Regions from separate parts of the Homo sapiens genome. Here region 2 is linked to region 1. Evidence: chromatin loops called from intact Hi-C (ENCODE). Cell type or tissue: adrenal gland. All regions are shown on one strand. Each heading gives the region's core, and the rest is flanking DNA. Links, peaks and the distances in the headings are about the cores only. Region 1 has its middle 84 kb from the start of TNFSF8. Region 2 overlaps LOC107987121 (a long non-coding RNA gene).

What was found. Peaks named below come from ENCODE experiments on the same cell type or tissue, not always from the same donor. Only the 100,000 strongest peaks of a DNase experiment are listed, where the experiment ranks them.
Region 2: it touches region 1 in a loop (5-fold over the local background); 72 of 110 quality-filtered maps call a loop at or near these places.

Annotation. Positions count from the first base shown.
Region 1 is chr9:115,011,665-115,017,039 of GRCh38, forward strand. No RefSeq gene overlaps it. Among named protein-coding and RNA genes, the nearest start is that of TNFSF8, 84 kb to the left of the region's middle. RefSeq lists an enhancer at 2,427-2,616. In adrenal gland, for the core only: CTCF peaks have their summits at 2,532 (motif pointing left), 2,734 and 3,581 (motif pointing left); a DNase peak (open chromatin) is centred at 2,337.
Region 2 is chr9:114,659,149-114,664,523 of GRCh38, forward strand. It overlaps LOC107987121 (a long non-coding RNA gene), which reads left to right. Exons shown (of 2, transcript XR_007061744.1): 2 at 1-2,232. Among named protein-coding and RNA genes, the nearest start is that of TEX53, 4.0 kb to the left of the region's middle. In adrenal gland, for the core only: CTCF peaks have their summits at 3,122 (motif pointing right) and 3,322; a DNase peak (open chromatin) is centred at 3,153.

The DNA of each region.
Region 1 (5,375 bases), core at 94-5,093:
CACATCTATTAATTGAATGGAAACTTCTTTCCTGGTAGCCTGGTCGTGACCTCTGAATCCTTTCCAATAACCTCCAGGCAGCTATTATAAATTTATTTCTTAATATAGAGATCTTAATTGTGCAACTACTATGTTCAAGTGCTATGCATTGGGGATGCAGCATTGGAGATGGAGTGCTGAACACCGCAGCCTGCTCTGGAGCTAACCGAGACTTGCAAAAGAAAGATGAGCACTGAGCTGAAGGCTCTTTGATACCTTTGAATGTGGCTTTTTGGTGGAGACACATTTTCAAATCTGACTCTGATGCTCACCTGAAGGGTGTCCAGGTGGAGAGTGATCCTCAGCTCCTGCTGAGCTGGGTCTACTGTGTCTCTTTCCCAAACCACTTTCACACCCAGAAGATCTGCTCTGCCTTGTTCTTTGCTGGCTACTCAGAAAGCCCTGGTGGCAGAAAAATACATGAAAAGCCGATGCCTCTGGGGATAAGCAAAGCTTCATTTTACACTGGGAAACAGAGGCCTTTATTGGAGAAGCTGTTGAGAGCATAATCAAGTGAATCCAGTGTAGCTACGCTCCTACCATACCTGGGAAATTCCCCCTTGCTCTCTGCCCCCATCATCTGAGTAATCTATTTTAGTTAAAGATGGTAAATCAAAGGCTTGAAAGGTCAATTAATTTTGCCCCCTTTCCCACTGATCCATGAGAAATGGTGATTCTCAGTGTAAGGACCTCTGTCCTAAATTGAGAGAATGCTCTCCAAGAGACCACGTATGAAGTCTCTGGAGAAGTTATTCTGGTTGGAAATATAACAGGTTCTGTTTTTGAAATGACCGATATTTATGGTTTTTTTTTTTCTCTAAATATCCTGCTGGATCTCTCAATTGTCAAACAATCTCTGCCCATTAACTCGTCCTTCCTTAGGAGAGGCTGCCTCTGTTAGTTCTTAGTAGAACAATTCCTTTGCTGTTTCTTTAAATTACATTCTTAGGTTCCTATCTGTTGAGGTCATGGTGTGGGGTGAGTGAGAACTGAATTCAAATCTACAATGATTACCTGGTGGCTTCAGGAAAATCACTTCCTTTCTGAGTTTGTGTCAGCTTTAAAATGATGATCTGGGAATATAGTTGGCACTCAACAAATTGAATAGACAATAAGTGAGGCTACAGATGGCTGCATTCTCCTCTTAGGTCATATATTCAGTCAACACGTAATGATTGAGAAATAATAGAACAGGCTCTGTTCTGGGTGCTAGGGCCACGGCAGGGGGAAACATACAAAGTGCCTGCTGTCATGGAGCTTGACTCCTAGAAAGCATGCACATACATAGGTAAGCCAGTACTGTGTCAGGTGGAAAATGCACTATGAGTACTGGGAATGGGGAGGGTTGTTTGTGTGTGCATGTGTGATCTTGCACATATAGGTGTGATGTGTGTGTGTTTATGTAGGATGATGAGGATGGTCTCGCTGAGAAGATAACATTGGAGATGGCTGAAAGAAATGAGTGAGCCATGCATGTGTTAGAGGAAAGAGCATTCCAGGAGAAGGGTTTGCTGTGGGAGTGCGCTTGCTGGGTTTGAAACAGCAGGGAGGCAGCGTGTCTAGAGTATCATGAGAGGGGGGTTGAGGTCAGGGAATATAGGCCTTGAAGGCTACTGTGATGTCTCAGGCTACTTTCCTCTGAGCCGTAAGGCCGGCATTGGAGGGGTTCAGCAGTGGAGTAGTAGACCACAGCTCAGTGTTCCTACAGGACCGCTCTACAGCTCTTTGGGGTCATAGACTGGCTCTAGGAGGCAAGTGCTGGGGACACAAGGCCCTTGACTTTATTCTCAACATTGCCCAAGCTGCTTAGAATAATCCACAGGGATCATCACCTAAACCAGGCTTCAGAGATGTAAAGGAAAACAACAGCAACAGCAACAGCAACAGGAACAAGTCCACATTTTTAGATGTGCCTCACCCTGTGCTAGTGAGTTAAGTGTCAGGGCAGGAGGATCAAAGCCTTCTTGCTAAGGGGCCAGAAACAAGCCAAAGGGACAAGCACAGAACAACAAAAAATGTGCATGTTGGGCCTTCACAACCAACAATACGGTGCTGTCAAATCAGGTGAATGAGTGATGGGACATGGATACAATGGAGGCATTAAACATGTTAGACAACGGTTGGTGGTCCTTGCCAAACCTGAATGGAGACTGGACAAAGGCCAGAAACTCCCTGTGTCTCATGTTCCTGTCCCCCCACCCCAGTGTACACCTGCAAGAGGTGATCAGTGAGGTGGTAGGGTGAGGGTGCTCGTTTTTGTGTAGCAGATGGGGAGTCAAGAACATAAAAGGAGGCCTGCCAAGTTCCTTCCCACTTCTGGGAAGGGTTCTAGCCTCTTATTGAGAGAAGGATTAGCATGAAGGCAAAGTTGTTTACCTAAAGATGTCTATGAGCCTAAGAAGTCCGGTAGACATCAGCCCCATCCACTTCAACACATCTACCAGGAGTGCCTGGTTAGTGCCCTCCCGAAGCCAGGTGGAGGCTGCCATCTGCTGGTTGACTTGAGGATTTTTACCCAAATGTTTAGTTTGCCTTTCAATTTTTAGTGAGACAAACCTGTGTTGACAGCATTTTCTCCAGGCAAGATGCTGTCGGTTTTCTCTTTTAAACTATCACAGATTCTCATCAGGGTAGGTACACTTCATGATCATTTTGATGGATGCTCAGAAGAATTAAGCAATTAGACCAAGATGATCCAGTAATTGGAAAACATGGGATTTGAGCTCAGCTCTCACTAAAAAGATGGTGACTGTAAAGAAATTGTTATAAACACGTTGGCTTTGCAAACTGTAAAGTGTTATGAGGGAACCAGTAAATGGCAGGTGCTCCAAGTGTCCTAATTGGAAGAGTGAATGAAAGAATAATTGTGCAGAAGGATGTTCCTTAAGGCATTGTGACTCAAGGAGTCAGAGAACCCAGCTTTGACACTTGGAGGCTGAGTGAACTTGGGGGAAGTCATTTCACTACTCTGAGAAACAATTTCTTAACCTGTAATTGCAAATGTGCTGGGCAAATGTGCTAGGCAAATGTGGGAGCTGTTTTTTTTTTTTTTTTTCTTGACAGAGTCTCGTTCTGTTGCCCAGGTTGGAGTGCAGTGGTGCTATCTCGGCTCACTGCAACCTCTGCCTCTTGGGTTCAAGCGATTCTCCTGCCTCACCCTCCTGAGTAGCTGGGATTACAGGCATGCGCCACCATGCCCAGCTAATTTTTGTATTTTTAGTAGAGATGGGGTTTCACCATGTTGGCCAGACTGGTCTCGAACTCCTGACCTCAAATGATCCGCCCACCCCAGCCTCCCAAAGTGCTGGGATTACAGGCGTGAGGTACTGCGCCCAGTCGGAGCTGCTTATTTTGACTGCATGTGTGTGGTTTTATTTTCCTGTAAAATGTTGAAATCCATGTTACATCCTGGTGGGATTGAAACAATTCTCAAGAAAGCCTTTTTCTACTTCCTTTACAGAGATTGTAATTCCTCTGGGAGTTCCCTAGGGAGGGAGGAGGATGAGGGGAGTGAGCCCTCTGCTGGTTGCTTATATGTCCTGCCAGCCCAAACCTGGGCAGCAGGCACATGCAGGGCACCCCTGGTACCCCATTGAGGCTGGGGGGCACAGGTGGCCAGGGGCACATGCATCTCTAGTGAGGAAGCAGGCTTTCTAAAGAGCAATGTTGATGATGCCATCTGGGGCTGAAAACCCTTGGCAACTCTCAGCTGGGCTCCAGGACGCCAAGCCTTCAAGGCAAGGGTCTACCTCCATCCTCACCTCTGCTCCCCACACTGTCATCCCTTGTGTCCATCCACAAGCCTCCCCTTGGCCTTACCACTGGTCTTCATTTCTAGCTGCAGTCACCTTGAGGGAGGCTTCCTGATTCCTTCCCCACCCTAACCTAGTGCTCCAGGAGTTAATGGGCCCCTGAATCCAGTCTCCCATATCCCTAACTAGCCTGCCTTAATTAAAACTGATGCCCACATCCAGGAAAAATCCACTATAGGAGTTGAGGGCTGCTCAGGAACAAGGGTGGGGACATAGAGAGCTCTCTGGGACCCTAAGCCCCATGAATTTTACTTTCTAAATATCTCTTAGAACCATAGCTCTGTCTCCACGACACCACACTTAGCCAGGCTCTATCACCTTTCACCTGGATTCCTACAGTAGCCTCCTCAAAGGTCTCTTCCCACTTTGCACCTCCCAGCCAAAATCCAAATGCAACAAAAAAGATGGCTTAAAAAAACAGATGTGATCACAATGCTCTCCTGCTGAAAACTTCTCAGTTGCTTTCCATTGAACTGAAGAAAAAAAGCAAAATTTTTATTCTGGACCAGGAAGATCTGCGTGGCTGGGTTCCTACTGACTCCTGAAACCTCATCTTCCACAATGCATCTTTTGCACCTATGCCTCTGGCTTTCTCTGTGCACAGCGTGACAGCCATAGGACTATAGAGATACCTGCCTTTTGCCTTCTGCCTCTCCTGCTTCCTTCACCTGGTTAACTCCTACTTGCTCTTTGGATCTGGGTTCAAATGTCTGTTCCTCAGAGAGCCTTCCCCCTCAGATCCCCTTTAGACGTCTTCATAGCTTTTTATATTTGCTTCCAAAGCACAGCCCTCAGTTTGTAATCACACATTTGCTTGTCTGATCATGTGTTTGTCACTGACCTCTCTGGGGCACAGAGGCTGCATGGAGGCAGGGAATGTGGTTGTTTCACTCACATAGTGCTGAGCATAAGCGGGGAGGTGCTCAACACTGATTTTTAAATGAAAAGAGAAGTGAGAATCTTAGAAGGAGACCGACGAGGACAGCCCACAAGGAGCTCTCGGATTTTCCGGGCTTAGGCAAGGCATGGTGGGAAGACCAGCTTGGGTGGGGCAAGCTGAGAATGGGGAAGGACTGGGCTGTGTAGCCAGCTGTTTTGAGAGCATACAGGTCATAGGAGGCTCAGTGAGGAAGAACCTGCAAGGTGTGTCTCTCCTTCTGGAGAACAGACAGTCATGCCACACTGCAGAGGAGTATGCAGCCTGGATTTTCATCAGAATCTCCTGCCTGGTTGCTGTGGTGCCTGGGATGATCCCCAGCCTCCTCTGGACTGCTGCTTCCCCATCTTCAGAAGGAAAGAGATGAGCACGAATTCAATGCAACAAATATTCATTGAGCTCATCTTCTGTGCCTCCTGAGGGTTTCTCACAGGCCCACCCTGTGTGACCACCCTACTTTGAATACTGTGACCCTATCCCCTTACCCTAGTCCCCTTTGTCCTTATTACCCTTGAATATACCATTTAATTTGATCATTTATTACATTCATCATTCATTGTGTTTTGTTAGAATATAAACGCTATGAC
Region 2 (5,375 bases), core at 251-5,250, 350 kb before region 1:
GCCTCAGTCACCAGCATCTCCTACTTGGATTATTGCAACGGCTCCTAAGCATCAGCATTAAGCACCAACACAGATGAATCCTCCTCCTACAGACATTAGATCATGTCACACCTCTGCCCAGACCTCCCAGTGGCTTCCAGTATCATGTTGAATAAAAGAAAAGTCTTTCCCTGGGCCTGTCTTGAAAAAACTCATAATCTAACCATTTATCCACTTGTCCCTCACTGTCTCCTGCTACTTTACCCTTCACCCCTTTCCCGCCACACCAAACACACCACTGTTTGCATTTCTGCTGGAACGCTCTTCCCCTAGAAATCCACAAGACTCATTCTCTCACTTGTTTCAAGCCTTTGCTTAAAGAACACTTCATCTTTTTTTTTTTTTTTTTGAATGGAGTATCACTCTATTGCCCAGGCTGGAGGGCAGTGGGGCGATCTCAGCTCACTAACCTCTGCCTTTGGGGTTCAGGCGATTCTTATTCCTTAGCCTCCTGAGTAGCTGGGATTACAGGTGCGCACCACCATGCCCGGCTAATTTTTGTGTTTTTAGTAGAGACGGGGTTTCACCATGTTGGCCAGGCTGGTCTCAAACTCCTGACCTCAGGAAATCTGCCTGCCTCGGCCTCCCAAGTTGCAAGGATTACAGGCGTGAGCCACCATGCCTGGCCATGAACACTTTTTCTAGTGAGGCCTTCTCTGGCCTATTTACTCTATTTAATTCTCTCTGTTTATTCCCTCTGTTTAAGCCTCCTCCCTGCTCCCAGCACTCTCTATTTCCCTTCCCCACCTCATGCTTCTCTGCAGCCCTTGTCATGTTCAGAAGTAGCCTAGAATTTATTTATGAGCACGTACTCACTTTCCCATTAGTAAACCCAGGAAGGCAGGGAGTCTCCTGTGTTCACTGCTGGGTCCCCAGTGCAGGGTGTAGGACAGGTGGTTAACAGCATTTATGGCATGGTTGGATGAACCTGTATGTATCTCACTTTGGTCTAGGGTCCAAGCAGGTGCTGTCACCGGGGAGCAGCAAGGAATGTCACAACAAGTAAGACACCACCTGCCTCATCCACCTGCCAAGCTGATGGATGGCTTTATGGATGACTTATAGGGTTGCTTTTGGCTGCCTTCTGATGGGACCACCTCTCTTCTCCACCCTCTCCATCCCAAACTTGCTTTTCCTCCTCTCATGTTTCCTATTTTGGGGACAGGTACCACTATTCATTTTGTGTCTGCAGCTAGAAATGGGGCACCCCTTACCTCCCCTCCGCTCACATTCATCAAGGCCTTTTGAATCTATCCCATAAATATCTCCATTGTCAGCCACCCTCCGTTGCCATTGCCCTCACCACTAGCGCCTCCTGCCTTTGGATCCTGACCACTGCTTTCCCACTAGCCTCTCTGGTGGCTCATCTGCAACCAGAAGATCTGCCCCTGGTGCAAATCCTGTTAGGTCACTCCTCCTCTGCCTTAACCCCTCAGTGGCTCCCCTGTTCTGCTGCTCGAACTTGTCTGAGGATCTGCCCCTGTCGACTTTGCCAGCTCCGTTCATTCCAACTCAGTCACTACTCTTCGGCCATAGGAGCTGCTGGCTGTGCTCCAGACTTTTTCTTACTGTTCCATCCCTGTGCCTCTGCACAAGCTGAAACCTGCCCCTCCATGTCCTCTCCTCATCACACTTGAAGACAGCTCAGGTGTCACTTCCTTCAAGAAGCCATTCCTTTTTTTTTTTTTTTTTTTGAGACAGAGTCTCACTGTATCACCCAGGCTGGAGTGCAGTGGTGCGATCTTGGCTCACTTCAACCATCCTCCACCCTTTGGGCTTAAGCGATTCTTTTGCCTCAGCCTCCTGAGTAGCTGGGATTATAGGTGCACACCATCACACCCAGCTAATTTTTGTATTTTTAGTAGAGACAGAGTTGTGCCATGTTGGTCAGGCTGGTCTTGAATTCCCGATCTCAAGTGATCTGCCCGCCTCTGTCTCCCAAGTTGCTGGGGTTACAGGTGTGAGCCACCATACCCAGCCAGGAAGCCATCTCTTAAACCTGGGATGAATTGAGGCATTTCCTTTATGGTTCCCTTGTCCCCTGGGCTTCCCTGTGTCCTGGACCTGACTGTCATTCCAGTGTCTGCCTAAACCACAGTGGATGCTCAGTAATATTTGTTGAATGGACTGTATTTTCACTGCCTGTTTATTTGCCTACAAAAAATCAGTGATTAAAAAAATTTGTTCAGCATATACTTTTTGAGGACCTACTGGTGCCAAGCACTGACTGTGGTGCTGGGGATACTGCCGTGGACAAGAGCAACAGAGCCTCACTCTCGAGGAGGCAGGGGTGGGTCCAGCCCACCTTCGGGTCCCAGGATGCAGCACCGGGCTGTGTGCAGAACGCGTATGCTCTCCATACTGATTGAATAAATACAGGAACATTGTCTGACTGTTGGACAATGGTACGCTCAATCCTTCACCCTGTTCTCCCTTCCATGAACAGGCTTTTTTTTTTCTTTAATGTCAGAAAGTTATGGGAATAGAAACAGAACACTGACATTCATTGAGCATTTGGGCAGGTCCTTTGACATTGCTGAGCTCATTTCATTTTCCTCTCCACCTTGCAAGGCAGGACTTTGTCTGATTTTCCAGATGGAGGGAATTGAGCCTAAGAAAGGTGACTTGCTCAGCTGTGGCAGCCAAGAGGAACAGCTGGGATTTTAATGTAGTTTTATCTGAAGCCAGATTTTATTCCGTCTATACAATTCCAGAATGAGATGTTCAGAACCACCTTGATCTCCAAGAGTTGATGGTAAGTGGTTTTTAAATGGAAAGGCTCCATCTGAAGCCTGGCAGAACAGCATAACAGTTAAGAGCACACTCCTTTTTTACTTAGATGGACTTCAGTTCTTAATTCCTGTTGCACCTTGCTGTGTAATTTCGGGCCGTTTAGCTTCCTTGAACCTCAGTTTTCCAGTCTGTGCAGTGGTATGGTGAAACCTACCCGCAGAATGCCGTTGTAAGGATTTGGTGACATAAAGATGTCAAGTGCTTTGCAGGGTATGCGGTACACAGTAGGCGTTTAATATCACTGAGATGCTGGCTGGGACAGAGTAGGGGTGGGTGTGGTGTTTCTTGCATTACCAGTGTCCGCCTCTAGAGGGAAGCAGGAGCCAAAGAAAAGGGCCCTTGGGCTGTCCCCACTGGGCTGTGAGTTTCAGGTCTCTAGGGACCCCACAGCACCTTGATCAGAATAAGAAAGATCAATGAAGTCAAACAGGAAGTCGTCTGGAGCTAGGGGAGCCCTCAGGAGTCTTTCAGCACAGTGGGGGAGACTGAGACCCAGAGACAGAGAAACAGTGGGGTCAAGGCAAATAAGGGGTGCTTCTTGTAGCAAAGTGAATAGGTGTCCAGGAGTGGCGGGGACATTTTCTGTTTTAGTACAGAAAAATTACGCCCTCTTACCCTTAGGTCTAACCTATGAGTCTCATTCACCTGCAGCTGGCAGAGTGGACAGGAGGCTGTCTGTGATGTCACAGAGTGGGGGAACCGGGGAATGTTGGGGACAGTGGGGTTTGGACTGAACCACAAAGGCAGGGAGGAGGGAGGACATATGCTGAGCCCCTCTCCAGCAGTCCATTCCTTTGTCCACCATGCTGTAATGTCCACTGTGCCTATCAGGTCGGCTGGAGTGGTTCTGCCTCACATGTCTCTTACCCCTTTTGGGTTAGTAGGCTAGCCAGGTGTGTTCTTCTTCTGGGGCTGCTAGAGGAAGACACAGCAAGCCCCACTGTGAAAACACATTTCTAAGCCCCTGTTAGTGTCCTATCTGTTATGTTTTCATTGGCCAAGCAAGTCATATGACAATTTAGTTCCTTCTCCCCAGGAAGGGGATGTTGGTGAATTCCCGACTGCTGCCACCTCCTCTCCTGTCCTGGCCTCTGTGCTGTTGTGGCAGAAACATGCCCCAGAGTGGGCTGCAGATTCTCCCAATGTGATTAGATGGGGCCCACCCAGGTAATTGTGAATTATCTCAAGGTCACTGATTAGCAACCTTAATTGTATCTTCAACTTTAATCTTTTGCAGTGGGGTCATTATTCTGTCTACCACTGTGTTTAAACACTTGTATCAAGAAAATAAAAGAATGAAATAATTTCCCAATTCTTAAAGCTGGAAAAAGAGCAACAAAGTAAGGAAAAGAAAGTATAAGATTAAAAGCAGAATTTACTAGAGTATTAAAAAGCAGATCTAATTAATCAAAATCTTTTTTTGAAAAAAATTAACAAAATAGAAATACTGTGTAGCTTAATCAGGAAAAAAAGGAGAAAGCAAAAATATATAAAATTAGAAAGAATAAGGGGGAAAAATTGTTGAAACAAAAGAAATTTTAAAAATCTTTAGAGTCCATAATATACTTTTATGTAAAAAAGTTTGAAAAACTATGAAGTAGATAGTTTTCTGGGAAAATAGTTTATTAAATTGACTGCATTAAAGATAGAAACTATCAATTTCTGTAGAAGAAATTTATTAAGAAACTACCCTCCCCCAAACAGGCAACAGGTCCAGAAGGTTGCACAAGGAGAGTTTCACCAAGCTTTTAAAGACCAGTTACAGTACTACATAAATTGTTCTAGAGCATATAAAATAAAACTTCCAAATTCTTTTTGTGAAGCAAGTGTATATTGATAACCGCATGTGATAGGGATAATCAAAAAGAAAATTACAAGGCAACGTTACCTACCAATACTGATACAAAAATTCTTAATAAAATATTAGTGAACAGAATCCAACCTCACAGTATGAAGATAATAAATCATGATCAGGTGAAATTTATCTGTGGAATGGAAGTTTGATTCGATATGAGTAAAGAAATTGTGATTTTTTTTATAGATGCTGAAAAAAGAAAAAAGAGGGAATTGATGGATATTATATTAATATGATAAAATGGCACTCTCTCTCTCTCTCTTTATCTCTACCTCTATGCCTTTGTCCTAAACCCAACTTCTTCCTTAATTTGCAAATACTGGAGCTATTTAAAATCAGGAACGAAGCACAGATATCTACTGACTTTAACATTGTAGCGGTGGCATTAACCATTGCAATCAGAAAAGGTAAATTGGAGACATAAAAATTAGAAGAAGAAGAAGTTAAAGTATTTCTACTTGCAGATTACATAATAGTATTACTGGTAAACCATCGGAAAGCAAAAACAAAACTACTCAAACAATGAAAGAATTCAGAAGGGAAGCAAGGCATACAATTAGCATACTGAACTCAATAGTGTTATTATACGCAAGCAATAACTAACTACAACAATAGTGAGAGAGAAAACTTCATTTACAATAGCAACAAAAGATAAAATACCTAGGAGTAAAGTTAATAAGAAATTTGC